Linked DNA regions of Mus musculus: region 1 is linked to region 2. A link is a loop called in an ENCODE intact Hi-C map of the cell type or tissue named here. Cell type or tissue: heart. All regions are shown on one strand. Links, peaks and the distances in the headings refer to the core of each region. The heading gives the core; the rest is flanking DNA. Region 1 overlaps Mzf1 (myeloid zinc finger 1). Region 2 overlaps Zscan22 (zinc finger and SCAN domain containing 22).

Region 1 (7,751 bases), core at 1,595-6,594, 140 kb after region 2:
TCCTGAATAGCTAGGACGGTCACAAGGCATGCACCACACCACCGCGTTTGTATTTTATGTCTCTGCCAGGAGTTTTTGCTTGATAGGTTCTCACTAATTCTGGCTGTCCAGGAACTTGTTACATAAACTAACCTGCTGAACTTTTGGCAATTATCTTGTCTCTCTGTCCCCCAACTGAGTGTGCCACCACACTCAATGTGTGCTTTTGAAATAACAGCTTATGATGTCGCCCAGACTGAACTCAAACTCTCTGCAATCCTCTTGCCTAAGCTTCCTGAACGCTGGGGTTACACGTGTGTACCATCACAGCCAGCTGGACTACCCTTTTCAGTCACCTACCAGTGACATAGTTGGTAGACCTCTCTCTTGACTAGACCCATGGCAGCCGTGGAGAACCCTTTCCTCCTTTGTGAATGTGGCTACTCTTCCCCATCTGAGGCTGGGCATCCCCTCTGTATAAGCCAGAGGTATGCTACAGAGTATATCCCACAAGAAAGCAGGTGTGCTACTGTGGAAGGGGGTGTGGAGCCTCCCCTGGAAGCCGTGTTTGCATAGCTTATACCAGCATGGAAACAGCGGTAAAGTGGGCAGAAGAAATGTGCAGGTTGGGGAGACATCATGTGTTTATTGAGCACCTCCTGAAGCCCAGGCTTTACTGGGGCCTGTTGGGAGATGCCTGCCTCACAACAACCTTGTGAAGTGTTTTCACAGCTCAGTGCTGTACAACTACTCAGTGCTGTGGACACGCTGGTGCTGGATGAGCTTGGTGCTCTGGTTGAAGCGTCGGCCACAGTCCTGGCAGGCGAAGGGCTTTTCGTGCCGGTGAGTGCGCAGGTGCTGCGTGAGCGTGGGCCGCTGGCGAAAGGCCTTGCCACATTCGGGACACGCGTAGGGTCGCTCGCCCGTATGGATGCGCCGGTGCTGGGTGAGGTTGGCGTGCTGCCGGAAACTCTGGCCACATTCGGGACAGGCGAAGGGCCGCTCACCTGTGTGGATGCGCTGGTGCTCGGTGAGCCGAGACACCTGCGTGAAGCCGAGGCCGCACTCACCGCAGCAGTAGGGCTTCTCGCCAGTATGGGTCCTTTGGTGGCGCGTGAGCTTGAGTCGCTGGCTGAAGCGCTGGCCGCACTCGGGGCACGCGAAGGGCTTCTCACCCGTATGCACACGCAGGTGCTGCGTGAGCGTGGGCCGCTGGCGGAAGGTCTTGCCACATTCGGCGCAGGCGAAGGGCCGCTCTCCAGTGTGGATGCGCTGGTGCTGGGTGAGATTAGAGCGCTGCCGGAAGCTTTGGCCGCACTCGGCACAGGCGAAGGGCCGTTCGCCGCTGTGCACGCGCCGGTGCTGCAACAGCACCGAACGGCGGCCGAAGCGCTCGCCGCACTCCACGCATCCGAAGGACTTGTCCCCGGTGTGCACCGCCTGGTGCTCTAGCAGCACGGCGCGTCGTGGGAAGCTCTCGCAGCACTCGCTGCATGGGAAGGGGCCCGGGGGCTCCGGGACTCCGGCGAGGGGCAGGATGGATGGCGCTGGACCAGGCGGATCGCCGTGGATGCGCTGGTGCTGCAGTAGGTTGGAGCGCTGCCGAAAGCTCTGGCCACACTCTGTGCAGCGGAACGGCTGCTCGCCCGTGTGTACACGCCGGTGCTCCTCCAGGCGGGCGCTGCGCACGAAGCCCTGGCCACAGTCGCGGCACACGAAAGGCCGTTCCTCAGTATGCGTGAGCTGGTGGCGCAGTAGGTGAGAGCTGCGGCTGAAGCTGCGGCCACACTCGCCACACACGAACGGTCTCTCGCCTGTGTGGATCTTCTGGTGCCGCAGCAGATTGCTTCGCTGGCTGAACACCTTGCCACACACGTCGCAGCGGCCGCCTCGCATGGCTCCAGTCCCCGAGCGAGGGTGGCTCTGGCTCCGGCCCCTTGGGGCATGCCATCGAGTCGCCACCAATGCTGGGCCCACACTGGGGCAGGGATCCTCGCAGGCAGGGTCCTGTTCACCTCCTGGGTCGCTGGGGAGTACAAGGGCATGGGCAAAGCCACCTTCCGTGGTAGGGGACTGTATCTGTCCAGAGAGGCTAGCCATGTCCAGATCCCAGGGGACATGGAGGTGGGGGCTCATCATATCTGGCTCTGCCGTGATGCTGTCCATCTGCAGCGTAAACCCTGCACAACGGGACCCATTCTTTTAGAGACTCGCTTTCTGCTCTAACCCATGGAACTCTGGGAGCCTGAACTATAGGCTTGGAACTGGTTGGTGAGGCAGAAAGGAGATAAGAGTGGCTGCTCTATCTGAACAGGTTTCCTTGTGATGGGCAGAACCCTGAGGGGAACACTGAGGTGTCTGCAAAGGCTTTTCTGATTTGACTTAAGTCATTCGGGGTGGGAACCTCTTTTTGGAAGAATTCTGGGGTGACAGGAGGGCCCAGTTTAGGTGGCCAATGAGGGTCTTGGAAAATGCAGAGAAGAATGTAGATTCAATAAAAGCCAGAGGTGACATCACAGGCAGCATTACAATAATGTAGTTCTTTAGCCTTGGGTTTAGACTTGCCACACTTGAGATGACCCAGGCAAGGAGATTCTATGAAGGCTTGGGAGTTAGAGGTGAGATGAACACGACCTACATGTGATCAACATGGGAACTGTCTATGTAGAAGTATGTCCTTGCTACAGAGTGAGCCTTCCAAGGTGCCAGCCTCAGGCACAATGGACTATAGGGTGAGCTTGTGTAAGAGGATACTCAAGGGATGATGTGACCACCAAGATTACTGGGAATGGAGACAAAATGGGTGACAGAAAATCCAGGAAGCACCAAAAGGAAGGAAGATAAATTTGAATACATCAAAGGAAATCAGAATCCAAAGCCAACCTAACAACTCTCCAGAGATGAAGGGCTAATTAATTTACTACAGAGATCCCATAAATCAACAGTGACCTGACAGCCAGCCACACTGTGGAAGGATGTGAATGTGAAAGAAAAAAAAAAAGTAACTAATTGTTTAAACTCCATAGAATATGCTAGTGGCTGCTTTGAAAAATCCACAGTAGGGCTGAATTGACACTCTGTTTCTGGTTCTCAGCAATTATTTTTTTCCAGAGATGGGACTTGAACCCAGGAGGTCTCAGGTCCTAGGCAAATATTCTACCATTGAGTCACCCCCCCCCCCCTTTTTTGTGGCTGCATGTATGTCTGCTCACCGTGTTCGACCAGGTGGCTTGAGTGCCTGAGAAGGCCAGACGAGGAGGCTGGATCTCCTGACACTGGAATTACAGATGATTGTATGCTGATACGTGGGTGCTGGGAACAGCAAGAAAAGCCAGTGTGCTCTTAACTGCTGAGCCATCTCTCTAGCCTTGTTACCAAAATCTTAAGTGTTTGCATGCATTGCTGGTGCAACACATGTTGGGTTGGAAAACTGAATCAAAATAGTAAATGCTCAGGGCACTGATGGTAAGTATTTCCAATCCCAGACTCTGAGGGACAGAGATAGAAGTTCAAGGTTGTCAAACAAACAAATCAAGTTCAAAGCCAGTTGGGTTATATAAGATACTATCCTAAAAACCAAAACCAAAACAACCTCATAAACATTAAAACAGTGTTCTACACTGTCCCAGGAATTCCACTTTTAAGTACTCCTGTCTAGTAGTTGTGTCCCTCCTTGTGTTAATGATCTATGAAAAGAGTTTTCCAGTCCTTAATGAGAAGCAATCCAAAAGAACTGTTGACAAAGGAGTGACCACGGTGAGCCAGGAGTCTACAGAGCTGTCTGAAGTCCTGTGGTGACCCCTGGTGTTTGCAAAGCATATGGCATGAAAACAGGAACAGAATAAGGTCATTTGGGCATCCACGAGCCATACATATATATATTATATGTATATGTGACTGTATGAGTTTGTGTCACCATGTGTATTCAGATACCCTAGGAGGTCAGAGGGCATCAGATCCCCTGTGAACTTCCTGAAGTGGGTCTGAAAAGCAGCTAACACTCTTAACCACTGAGCACCCTCTCTCTTGCTCCCATCCCCCCCTTATAATACACATTTAAAACCTATCGCTTGTTTATTGGTGTGTGTGTGCACTTATGCTACAGGACACACGTGGAGGTCAGAGGACTGTCTGGAGGCTTTGGTCTTTTCACCATGGGGATTCTGGTGAACCATCTCGCCAAGCAAGGCTTGTTCTTATTTATTTATTTATTTTCGAGACAGAGTCTCACTATGCATCCCTGGCTGTCTTAGAACTCACTATGCAAACCAGTGGCCTCCAACCTCCCAAGTGCTGGGACTAAAGGTGTGTGTCACTATGTCTGGCTTGTTCATTAAAAATATATTTTTGAGTTCAAGGCCAGCCTGGTCTACAGAGTGAGTTCCAGGACAGCCAGGGCTACACAGAGAAACCCTGTCTCAAAAAAAAAAAAAATATATATATATATATATATATATATATTTTTTTTTTTTTTTTTTGAGCTGGGCATGGTGGCGCACACCTTTAATCCCAGCACTCGGGAGGCAGAGGCAGGCGGATTTCTGAATTCAAGGCCAGCCTGGTCTACAAAGTGAGTTCCAAGACAGCCAGGGCTATACAAAGAAACCCTGTCTCAAAAAACCAAAAAGAAAAAAAAAAAAAAAGATGGTTTCCGAGGCATTCATTCATTCATTTTTTCCAGCTCCAGAGTTGTTCATTTTAAAACACTGTTTTTATTTTGAGATAGGGTCTGTATAGCCCTGGCTTGCCTGAAACTCATCATTTAGACAAGGCTGACCTCAAATTCATAGAACTCTTCAGGCTCCATGTACTAGAATTAAAGGTGTGCACCACTATGTCTCCATATATGTGTATGTCTATGAGCATGTGAATGCAGTGAAGTCAGAGCTCAGAAGAGAGGATCGGGGGGCCCCTGGAACTAGATGTACAGGGAGTTGTGAGCTACCTGACCTGGGTGCTAGGAATACAATTTCAGGCCTCTGCAAACAGTATGCTCTCTCATCTGCTGAGCAATCTCTCTGGCCCCTTAAACATTTTCTTTTTGTTTTTTTTTTCTTGCCAGTGCATAGTTGTGCATGCCTATAATCCCAGATACTTTTGGTGTCTGAGGCAGAAAGACTAACATAAATTTGATACCAGTTCTGAGTAAAAGTAGGATCAAGAATCCCTGAATACCTAGAGAAAAACAACAACAAAGAAAGAAATCAAACTAAAAAAACCGCACGCACACATACACACACACACACACACACTCCAAATAACAAAAATCCTTTCATCTTTAAATTTTTAAAATTTATATATGTATTGGTGTTTTGCCTGTATGTATGTCTGTGTACTATGTGTGTGCAGTGCCTGCAATGGCCAGCCAGATTCTCTGGGACATTTTTGAGCTACCATGTGGGCACTGGGAATCAAACCTATGTCCCCTGAAGAGCAACCTGTATTTTTAACCATTGAGCCATCTCTCCAGCTCCATTAAAAAAACAAAAACAAAAAAACCATTTTCATCTTTCTGCTTTTTTATTTTTGGTATAAATCAACAGGTCTATGTAGCCCTGGCTGGTCTGGAACTTGCTAGGTAGACCAGGTTGTCTTTAAATCCACAGAAATCTGCTTGCCTTTGACTGCCCAGTGCTGGGATTAAGGGCCTATAATCTTGTGCTGCCATTTCTGGTTTGCTGTGTATTTTTGAAACAGTGTTTCACCCTACACCTGTGTTCATAAAAGGCTACTGAGCACCTGGCTGTACAGGTATATGTTGGTTAACTAAAGGGACAACTCTACAGAAAGGTGTTGTCAAGTGGTTTTGATTTTTACATTAAAATAATTATTTTTGCTGTGGATATAAATATATATATGGCCACATGTCTTCCATGATACAATATGTGGAGGTCAGAAGACAACTTATAGGAAGTGATTTTCTCCTTCCACCATGTGGGTCGCAGAGATTGAACTCAAGTTGTGGTTCAGGAGCAAGCCCTCTTTCTTCTTGAGCCATCTTGCCAGCCCTAACTTTTTTTTTTTTTTTTCTGTGTAGCCTTGGCTATCCTGGAACTCACTCTGTAGCCCAGGCTGTCCTCTGCCTCCCGAGTGCTGGGATTAAAGGCAGCACACCCGGCTGCCAGCCCTAATTTTTGAGGCAGGCTCTCACATTACAGTACAAGCTGGCTTTGAAGACATACAATCCTCTAGCGTCTGCCTAACTCCTGCCTCCACCTCCCAAATGCTAGGTGTGCAGCACCATATGGAGCTTTGGCAATACACTGAGATAATTGTTGTCTGTGGCCTGGGCTGACTAACCACTGCTACGCAGTGCATGATTATATTGTGTCTGCTCCGTGGCATACAGACTCTTTCTGGAAGGCACAGACAGAACCTGTCATGTTGACTGCTGGAAACTGATGGGGCACTGCACTGTTTTTTTGTTTTGTTTGTTTTTTTCGAGACAGGGTAGCTCTGGCTGTCCTGGAACTCACTCTGTAGACCAGGCTGGCCTGGAACTCAGAATTTCACCTGCCTCTGCCTTCCAAGTGCGCCACCACCGCCCGGCTGCACTACACTGTTGTACTCTTTGTATACCATTTGGAGTTGTCACCATGTGAATGCATTAACTATGGCTACTGTCCTGAGCTCATATAGCTTTGTGAAATTAGCTTGCTTTTGCCTCCTGGCAGGCTGGTTTCATATGAGCAGGACTACTACCTGCTAACTATGTAGGACAAGCCCTAGCTGCAAAGTGTTGATGCTGATTTAGAAAGGATGGTTCTGCTGAGCCTTCTGACTCAGGATAAGTCAAATCATTACTGCTTCTAGGCTAGGCTGTAGCTAGCCAGGATTCATCCCAAATGCAGGGACTCCAGGACACTGAGATGTTGCTTGACTGCACACACGAGTACATACTGCTACTCAAAGCAGCTAGTAGAATAGCTCTATGAAGACAGGCTCTTTCCTTCCTTCCTTCCTTCCTTCCTTCCTTCCTTCCTTCCTTCCTTCCTTCCTCTCTCTCTCTCTCTCTCTCTCTCTCTCTCTCTCTCTCTCTCTCTCTCTTTCTTTCTTTCTTTCTTAAGATTTATTTATTATATGTAATTACACTGTAGCTGTCTTCAGTCACCCCAGAAGAGGGCATCAGATCTCATTACAGATGGTTGTGAGCCACCATGTGGTTGCTGGGATTTGAACTCAGTCAGTGCTCTTAACCATTTAAACATTTAAAATAGCATCATAATTAAGTACTAAAACAATCTCTGGGAGTATAACTCTAATAATAGAGTGCACGTTTAGCATGTGCAAAAGTCTAGGGCTTAATCCCTGGTACATGTGTGTATAAACACATATACACACAAACAAACACACCACATCACCACCACCAAAATCACTAATAGGGCTGGGGATTTGTCTCAGCTGGTAAAATGCTGGTGGCATGCATGAAGCCGTTCTAATCCCAACACTGCATAAACCAGGAGAGGTATCCTACTCCTGTAATCCCAGCACTTGGTAAGTAGAGTCAGGAGCATCATTTGTTCAAGGTCAATCTCAGCTACATACTGAGTTCCAAGCCACCCTAGGATATAGTAGACCCTTCTCTAAATAACCAAAACTCCATCTGCCACAAAAGGCACAGCTGGAGGATGAAACAAGTGGCCAAGGGGCATGCCAGGAATCATGGAGGAGAAGATGAATTGATGCTTGAAAGCAAGAGGTATGGTTGTCTACAGCAAGAGCAGCCGGAGGAGGAGGAAGCAGCCGGGGGGTGGGGGTGGGGGGGCCCGAAG
Region 2 (7,751 bases), core at 1,899-6,898:
AATAAGTATCCCCGTGTGTGTACTCTTGTAGCCTTTCCTATGCTAGCCTATAGGATCTGGGGGTCAGGAGGGGTTAGATGCCCTGAGCTGGAATGGTCACTTGTCATTCAAGGAAACCCACACCTATGTCCCAGCCCGGAGAAGATTGGTAGGATGCAAGAACCCAAGCACTGTACAGTCTAGACCAGAAGCTTCCAGAGCAAGTCCCAATCTGGCTGCAAGCTAACTAATAAGAACAAATGCCTCAGCACATCTACTAATCCTGTGATTTGTTTGTTTGTTTATTGAGGAGGGGTCTTACTATGTAGCTCTTGGATTGGAACTACTGTGTAGTACTATGGCTTGGAACAAGCTATGTAGACTAGGCTAGCCTTGAACTCAGATTCTCTTGGCCCCATCTCCCAAGTGCTGCGACAAAAGGCATGCATGACAGTGCCAAGCCAATCATGTGATCTTATACCAGGGACTCAGCACCTCAGTCTCTCATCTACAGTGGAGCCACTGAGTATCTCCTGGAATGGAAATGAGTCAGTGGAAGTTACACACTGCACTTGGAATGTAGCACATAACAAAACCCTGATATAAACCAGCAACCCTGGCAGGCAAGTACTAGCACAAACTGAGGTCCATATGATGGCAGTGTTGTTTAAGGATTGACCACTTGGCAGCTCAAAGTATGGGGTTAGAGCACTGTGAGTCCACTCAGCCCAACTGTACACTAGAACAATAACTATTGCATCCTTCTCTGACTCATCCCTAGGATTCATCTGTAAATGTTGCCAGATGTAGTATGGTCAGATACCCTTTGTACCTATGAAGAACTGGTCAGTGCAGGTGTGCCTCTCCCTCCTGTGACTTGGAGCTTCAGAAGCAGATCACCCACTCTCCACAATGTCTAAATTCTGCTGTGAGAAATGACAGTCACAAGCATCTCGACTGATCTCATTTGGCCACTATTCCCAAAGACAGCTGCAGCGTTTAAGGGACAGAGCCTAGACTCCCAGTGGTCTACCCGCGACTGCAGGGAGGAGATGCACAGGTGCCTGACAAGGACCGGCTCCCTTCACTCTTGTTTCATTCTGATCTTGTCCACATGAAAGCTTTTCCTTTTGGCGTTTTAGCCAGATCAGGAGCCTTGGCAAAATGGATGGTTTGGTTGAGGGTGGAAAAAATCAGAATCACGAGGCAGTTTAAGGTCATATAAGAGGACAAGCCTGAATTCTTTTTCTTACCCAAGACCCCAAAGGGGAAACTTCCTTTTGGAAATGAGGCCATGAGAGAAGAGTGATCCACATCTTCCCTTTCAGAGTAAATGAGCTGGGCCTGAAGCAGATGAAGAGGCTTATGTGGTGATCCATGGTGAAAAAAATAACAGAGTGCTTTTTGATTTAATTCCAGGATGGGAGCCAGGAGTGGAACGTGAAGAGGCAAGTTGCAAACAGAGCAATACAGATGAATTGGAGCCACCAAAAATGGCGACTGAAACTGTCATGGGAAGCGTTTTGCCAAAATCTACCCTTGCCCACACTTGTAAACCTGAGAGCCACTCAGAGAGCCAGCCAGAATTCCTAGGAGCACTCTGGATGAAGTCTACTGCCCAAGAGATGGATTTCAGAAAAGCTCTGGGGCCTCACATGGATGCCCCCAAAGACCAGCCTGGCCATGAGTCTAACACCTCAGGAAACGGTTCCAACATGTGGCCCAACTTCCCTTCCCAAGACAAGGCTTCTTCAGAGGAGAAATTTGGCCCATTACTTGATAATGAGACAGTGCCTCCAGATACTTGCTCAGAGAAGAAATCCTCCAAGGATAGTGAATGTTTGAAAACATTCCAGAACACTTCAGCTCTGGAGGCCCACCAGAAGAGCCACTCTCAGAAGACGCCCTATGCCTGTACTGAGTGTGGGAAGGTATTCAGTCGGAGCACCCACCTTGTCCAACACCAGGTTGTTCACACAGGAGCAAAGCCCCATGCGTGTAAAGAGTGTGGTAAAGCCTTCAGTCGCGTTGCCCACCTGACACAGCACCTGAGGATTCATACTGGGGAGAAGCCTTATAAATGTGAGGAATGTGGTAAAACCTTCAGCCGCAGCACCCACCTCACGCAGCACCAGCGAGTACACACAGGCGAGCGGCCCTACGAGTGTGATACTTGCGGCAAAGCCTTCAGCCAGAGCACCCACCTGACACAGCACCAGCGCATCCACACCGGGGAGAAGCCCTACAGGTGTGATGTGTGTGGGAAAGCCTTCAGTGACTGTTCAGCTCTGGTCCGGCACCTGAGAGTCCACTCTGGAGAGAAGCCTTATCAATGTAAGGACTGCCCGAAGGCCTTCGCACAAAGCTCCTCCCTCATTGAGCACCAGCGCACTCACACAGGTGAAAAGCCTTATAAATGCAGTGACTGTGGGAAAGCTTTTAGCCGCAGCTCAGCTCTCATGGTGCACCTAAAGATCCATATCACCGTGACTCGAAGCACCCCTTAGAGTACAGCACAGCCTCCCTGAGAGGATTGACATCTAAGAAATCTGATAATTGTGCTACCCAGTGTCTAAGGGGTTATCTGGGAACACCTCTACATTTGAGGTCCCAGAGGAAATCCCCTAATGAACACGGATTCAGACCAATTGGTGAAGCTTCTAGAAGCTTCCTACTGCCCTCTGTATCCCACTCAGGCTGGTCCCAGAGAGAAGATACTAAACTGATGATCTGCATTATTTCTTGGAACCAGAGCAAGTAAAGCCAGGTGTCTTTCCAGGCTCAGATGCCCCAAGATCCTCGAGGCAGGAAGACCCCAAGCTTCAGGTTCTCACATAGTTACTGTTCTTGCCGGTTCCTTGCTGGTCAGCCTAGAATGGCCCACTCTGTGCCTTCGTACCTGCTTCCCCACAATATTACTTTATGCCTAACTCCAAGACAGACTTGGGAGGCTGCCTCTCCATGCTATCCCTCTCATGTTCTCCCTGCTTTAATCCACAGTGTCTGTCTTCTCCTCCCACGTCTTCCTTCCACATCTCAGGCTCCAGCCCTGTGGATTCACCGCAGGCTCATCTCTAATCTAGCCCCTCCTGCAGTATCACCTCCTGTGAGCTCACCTTGGGCCTCCCACTGGATTTTTATCAGGGCTCTCCTTTCTCACCTCTTCCTGCCTTCATTCCATCCCCACCCACTTTCTTCCTGGCGCATCTCTTTCTGCTACCCAGATCACAGTGAATCATTCCATGACACAATATGTTGTCAGTGAGTCACCTCTTCAACAAACAAGCATGTCAGGATATATGTCATTTTGGTCCAAGCAATTACTCTAGGTATCCTGAAATGTTGTCAAAGGAATGTTGTCATCTGTCTTTGAGCACAGTGTGTGAAAGTGATTTCAAAGTACTGGTCTGCCTGTTGGGCAAACTACACTCCTTGTCTGTTGTCTTATGTTTGCTCCAGACCTGGCTTCCTCTTGCCTCTTCCACTCCTTGTAGCCTTCACCTTCCACATGTCAGCCATACATCCCCCACCTGTGTGCCTTCTTTCCTCTATGATGTCTCAGATGTCCTTGAAAAGCTTCCCTAAACACTTTGACCTGGCCTTATTTTGCCTGACACACTCTTGCTTCTGGGGTACCCCATTATTAACTATCTTAAACCTCTTTACCATGTCATTGTGCTTACACTTCTTAAACAATGCATAGGCCAATGCTCCCAAAGTATCTTATGCTGTGGACACAGTGCACAGCTAACCCTTCCCAATATCTCTAGGGTGAGTGTGACCAATACCTCCCTTAGGTAGTCACTGTCCTCCACCCCACGTTTCCTTCATAGAGACATTTATGGAAGAGCCCCTGTGCCCATGTAAGTCCAGCTTCAGTGGTCAAAACAAAACATTGCTATACTGAGCCTTCCTTGCCTCAGGGCCTGTAGCCCTGGGTACCACGGATTTAGAGGATGCCAGCACTCTGCCAGTCCTAAACTCAACCTGTTAACTTTGCTTTCCTTTCCCTCAGAAAGACAATCCCCTGGCTCCTGGGCCTCCTGACTTCACAAGGTTTTCTTTTCAGTCATGAATATACGTGAGCTACTATATTTACATCCATTAGCTTAATACATTTTGTTTTCCTGAGCCTTCCATGTCTCCTCTTGTGGCTTCACCTCATTGACTACACAAACAGACCCCACTCCCACCCCCAGGATAACTGCAGATTGGAATATTTCAATAAAAAGTAATAAAATCCTACCACATGGGCAGGGACTGCATACCAATTGGGCTTCTCCAACATCTGCATTTCCTTCTGTGTTGCCAGTGGAGGGAGTCCTCCAAGCAAAGGTTCACATTGCAGGCAGGCCAAACATAGGGCTGTTCCAGAGGTGCCAGATGAAGAGTATTTAGATAGGACTAAGAACCTTCCCCAGTTTGTAGGGCTGCAGATTCCTGTATCTGTGGTGCAGCTGTGCCATGAGGCAGTTTGGAAACAATGTGTAAACACAAAGTTCAGACTCACGGATCTCCTTTTCACAGAAGGTCAAGCCAGACTCACTGGCACCTACTGGGCTCTGATCTCTATAACAGCTATGAAGCCTTTAGTTCCAAGGCTGTCAGACCCAGCACCAAGAGCTGTAACACAGGCTACATTGGAGGACTGAGAAATCTCAATACCTAAGATTGCCTGTTCCATACAATGCCACCTGCCCCTGTGGGCTGAGGAATCCATACATTTAGACCTACAGGAGCTCTAGCAGTAAGGTGAAGACCCAACTTTTCACAAAGGGTGATAACACTAGGGGGCGCTGGTCTGTAGCTGTTTTTACACAGGGCTTGAAAATTAGCTGCAGGCAAGCACGGAAGGAAACCTGCTATCAAGCCCTTGAGTCTATCTGTAGAGCAGAAGCACCACAATAGGTTGGTGGTTTACACAAAATTGCCTAGTCCAAGGCTACCCCACCTGTCTGGTCACGGGCCATCTTCACCCCTACTGACTGTTCCCAAGCTTCAGCCTAGGCTGGCTATGGGGGCTATGTAGGACAGGATACGGCTGTCCTTTTTGTGCAGGCGCGAGTCCCTTCTGCACATGTGTGTGTGTCTTCATTGTCTCTCAATGGACACTTGGAGCTACAGTGTCAGACGCTACCCTTATGGGAAAAGCAGCCAAGAAACATTTAAGAAAGAAATGACCTGAAGGACATGTTCCTGAGACTAGCTCTAGAACTTTCAGGGAGGGAGGCAATAGGTTCCTCCAGCCTCTTTGAGGTGAGGACATTGAAGCAGACAGAAAATGCCTTAAGCCGACTGGAAAGGGAAACAGCAAGTTACAAAGGCCTGGAAAGTGGGTAATGTCCCGGCGTACGCCAAGAAGTGTGCTCGGCTCTAAGAGCCTTAGACTACCATGACTGGTAATAGGTTGGGCTCCCTTCATGAGTTTCAGTCTCCCAGCCACTATAGGATCCAGGAAGGCGTCAGATCTGCACGGAACTAGATAGGCAAAGAGAAAACGCTGCAGAACTGTAGGGAAAGGCAGGAACCGGAAGTGTGCTGTTTCTTATCTCTTCCCTAATCTTACGGTCCGGGAAGGAATGGCAGCACCATTAAGGGCCTGAAGGACTCCGTCTTGGAGACCAGAGCTGCAGGACTAGGCAGAATGTCTCGTTCTCATCGGTGGCTTCCAGCTCGAAACCAGAAGCGGACACATCCTTTTCCCCTCCGTCTCTTAAGTGTTGGGACGGGACCAAAAGCGGGGTAGGGGCACAGCGCAAGGCCTCGTGGGAAACGTAGTACTATTACATCCCTCCTGTGTTATGGCAACAGAGTTAGACGCACCTCCCACCCCCACTCCCCAGTGGGCTATTAACCTTCCTTAGTAAGGAGATAGTAACCGCAGAAACGGTCTACCACTCTCCCACCAAGCTCAAGTTAACGTTGAAAGACTTTTTTTTTCTTTTTTAAGATTTATTTATTTTGCCAGGCAGTGGTGGCACATTCCTTTAATCCCAGCACTTGAGCACTTGGGAGGCAGAGGCAGGTGGATTTCTGATTTCGAGGCCAGCCTGGTCTACAGAGTGAGTTCCAGGACAGCCAGGGCTACACAGAGAAACCCTGTCTCGAAAAACTCAAAAAAAAAAAAAAAATTATTTATTTTATGTGTGTGAGTACATTGCACTGTCTTCAGACACACCAGAAGAGGGCATCAGATCCCACTACAGATGGTTGTGAGCCACTTTGTGGTTGCTGAGAATTGAAAGCAGTCAGTGCTCTTAATCACTGAGCCATCACTCCAGCCCATGTTGAAAGACTATTGAAAAGCCCTAAAATGTCCCAGTGAGTGTGCCACCCTCCAGGCTAGTGAAATCCTGGCTCTAGAAGTGGAATTGACCACTGAGTATCAAAGTTCACTCGGTAACTATATGTGCATCCTGCATGAAGAAGAACCAACCCTCGCCCCGTGGTGTGAAACCTATTCTCCTGGTCTTGGATAGAATGACCTGGTCAAGCCAACTGCCTTTTGTTGGTTTTCATAACATCCTCCATCTATCCTATAATTTTTACCTTCATCTGATTTTGTTGTTTTGAAACAAGATCTCATATAGCCCAGACTGGCTAAGAATATTGAGAGCTGGGCCTAAAGAGATGGCTCAGTGGTTAAAAGCACTGGCTGCTTTTCCAGAGGGCATGGGTATGTTTTCCAACACCTTCATGGTGGATCACAACCATTCATAACTCCAGTTACAGGAATCCATTATCAACTTATGATACCTCTATGAGCATCAAGCAGGCATATGGTATCCATACATTCAAGAAAAATACACACCAACTTAAAATAAAATAAAATAAGGGCTGGTGAGATGGCTTAATGGCTAAGAGCACTGGCTGCTCTTCCAGAAGTCATGAGTTCAATTCCCAGCAACCACATGGTGGCTCACAACCATCTATAGGGGGATCTGATGCCTCTTCAGGCAGGCTGAGGTATATGCAACAGAGCACTCATGCATTAAATAAATAACTTTTCTAAAATAAAAATAAAAATCACACACACACAAAAAGCATTTTGAAAGCTATAAGATGCTGGGCGTGGTGGTGCACGCCTTTAATCCCAGCACTTGGGAGGCAGAGGCAGTCGGATTTCTGAGTTCGAGGCCAGCCTGGTCTACAAAGTGAGTTCCAGGACAGCCAGGACAGCCAGGGCTACACCGAGAAACACTGTCTCGAAAAACCAAAAAAAAAAAAAAAAGCTATAAGACAAGGAGAAGCTGAAGTCAGTAGGCCAGGTGGTTAGAAGACACCACCTTGCATCTGTATTCGTTTCCCTAGTAACACACACTGTCTTCATCTTAGTAAAGACTCATTTTGGAATTCTGACTTCTGTGTGTTGTTTTTATCTGTTATACTTTGTCACTCTGGCAAACAGGAAACTGCTCATGGAGCATTTGGGGAAGAGCTTTGTCTCCTCTCCTCTCCTACCTCCCCACCCCCCTGCTGGGTTTCTAAAACAGAGTAACCCTCTTTATCTTATGCTACCCTCAAACTCATCATCCTCCTGCCACAGCTTCCTAAGCCCTGTGACTACGTATGCATCCATGGCCGACTCCAATCATTCATTTATGGGTTCGTTGTTCTATTTTATATTTTATATTTATTTAGTGGAAGGTAGCGGCACACACACGATAGGCCCTAGAACCCTAGAGCACCTGTGGAGGTAGGAGAAACTTGTGGGAGTTGATCCTCTCCTACCACCATGTAAGTTCACACTATCAAATTCAGGCCATCATACT

The links. Hi-C counts contacts between places; a loop is a spot of excess contacts. Peaks named below come from ENCODE experiments on the same cell type or tissue, not always from the same donor. Only the 100,000 strongest peaks of a DNase experiment are listed, where the experiment ranks them.
Region 1: it touches region 2 in a loop (5-fold over the local background); 13 of 42 quality-filtered maps call a loop at or near these places.

Annotation. Positions count from the first base shown.
Region 1 is chr7:13,042,542-13,050,292 of GRCm38, forward strand. It overlaps Mzf1 (myeloid zinc finger 1), which reads right to left. Exons shown (of 6, transcript NM_145819.2): 6 at 1-2,159. The coding sequence ends at 727. Among named protein-coding and RNA genes, the nearest start is that of Mzf1, 8.3 kb to the right of the region's middle. In heart, for the core only: a CTCF peak has its summit at 3,778 (motif pointing left); no DNase peak of the experiment used is centred there; H3K4me3 peaks cover 743 bases; H3K27ac peaks cover 455 bases; H3K27me3 peaks cover 1,803 bases.
Region 2 is chr7:12,904,836-12,912,586 of GRCm38, forward strand. Zscan22 (zinc finger and SCAN domain containing 22) reads left to right here. Exons shown (of 3, transcript NM_001290436.1): 3 at 1,399-4,248. The coding sequence ends at 2,486. Among named protein-coding and RNA genes, the nearest start is that of Zscan22, 11 kb to the left of the region's middle. In heart, for the core only: a CTCF peak has its summit at 4,767 (motif pointing right); DNase peaks (open chromatin) are centred at 4,866 and 5,646; H3K4me3 peaks cover 1,256 bases; H3K27ac peaks cover 1,376 bases.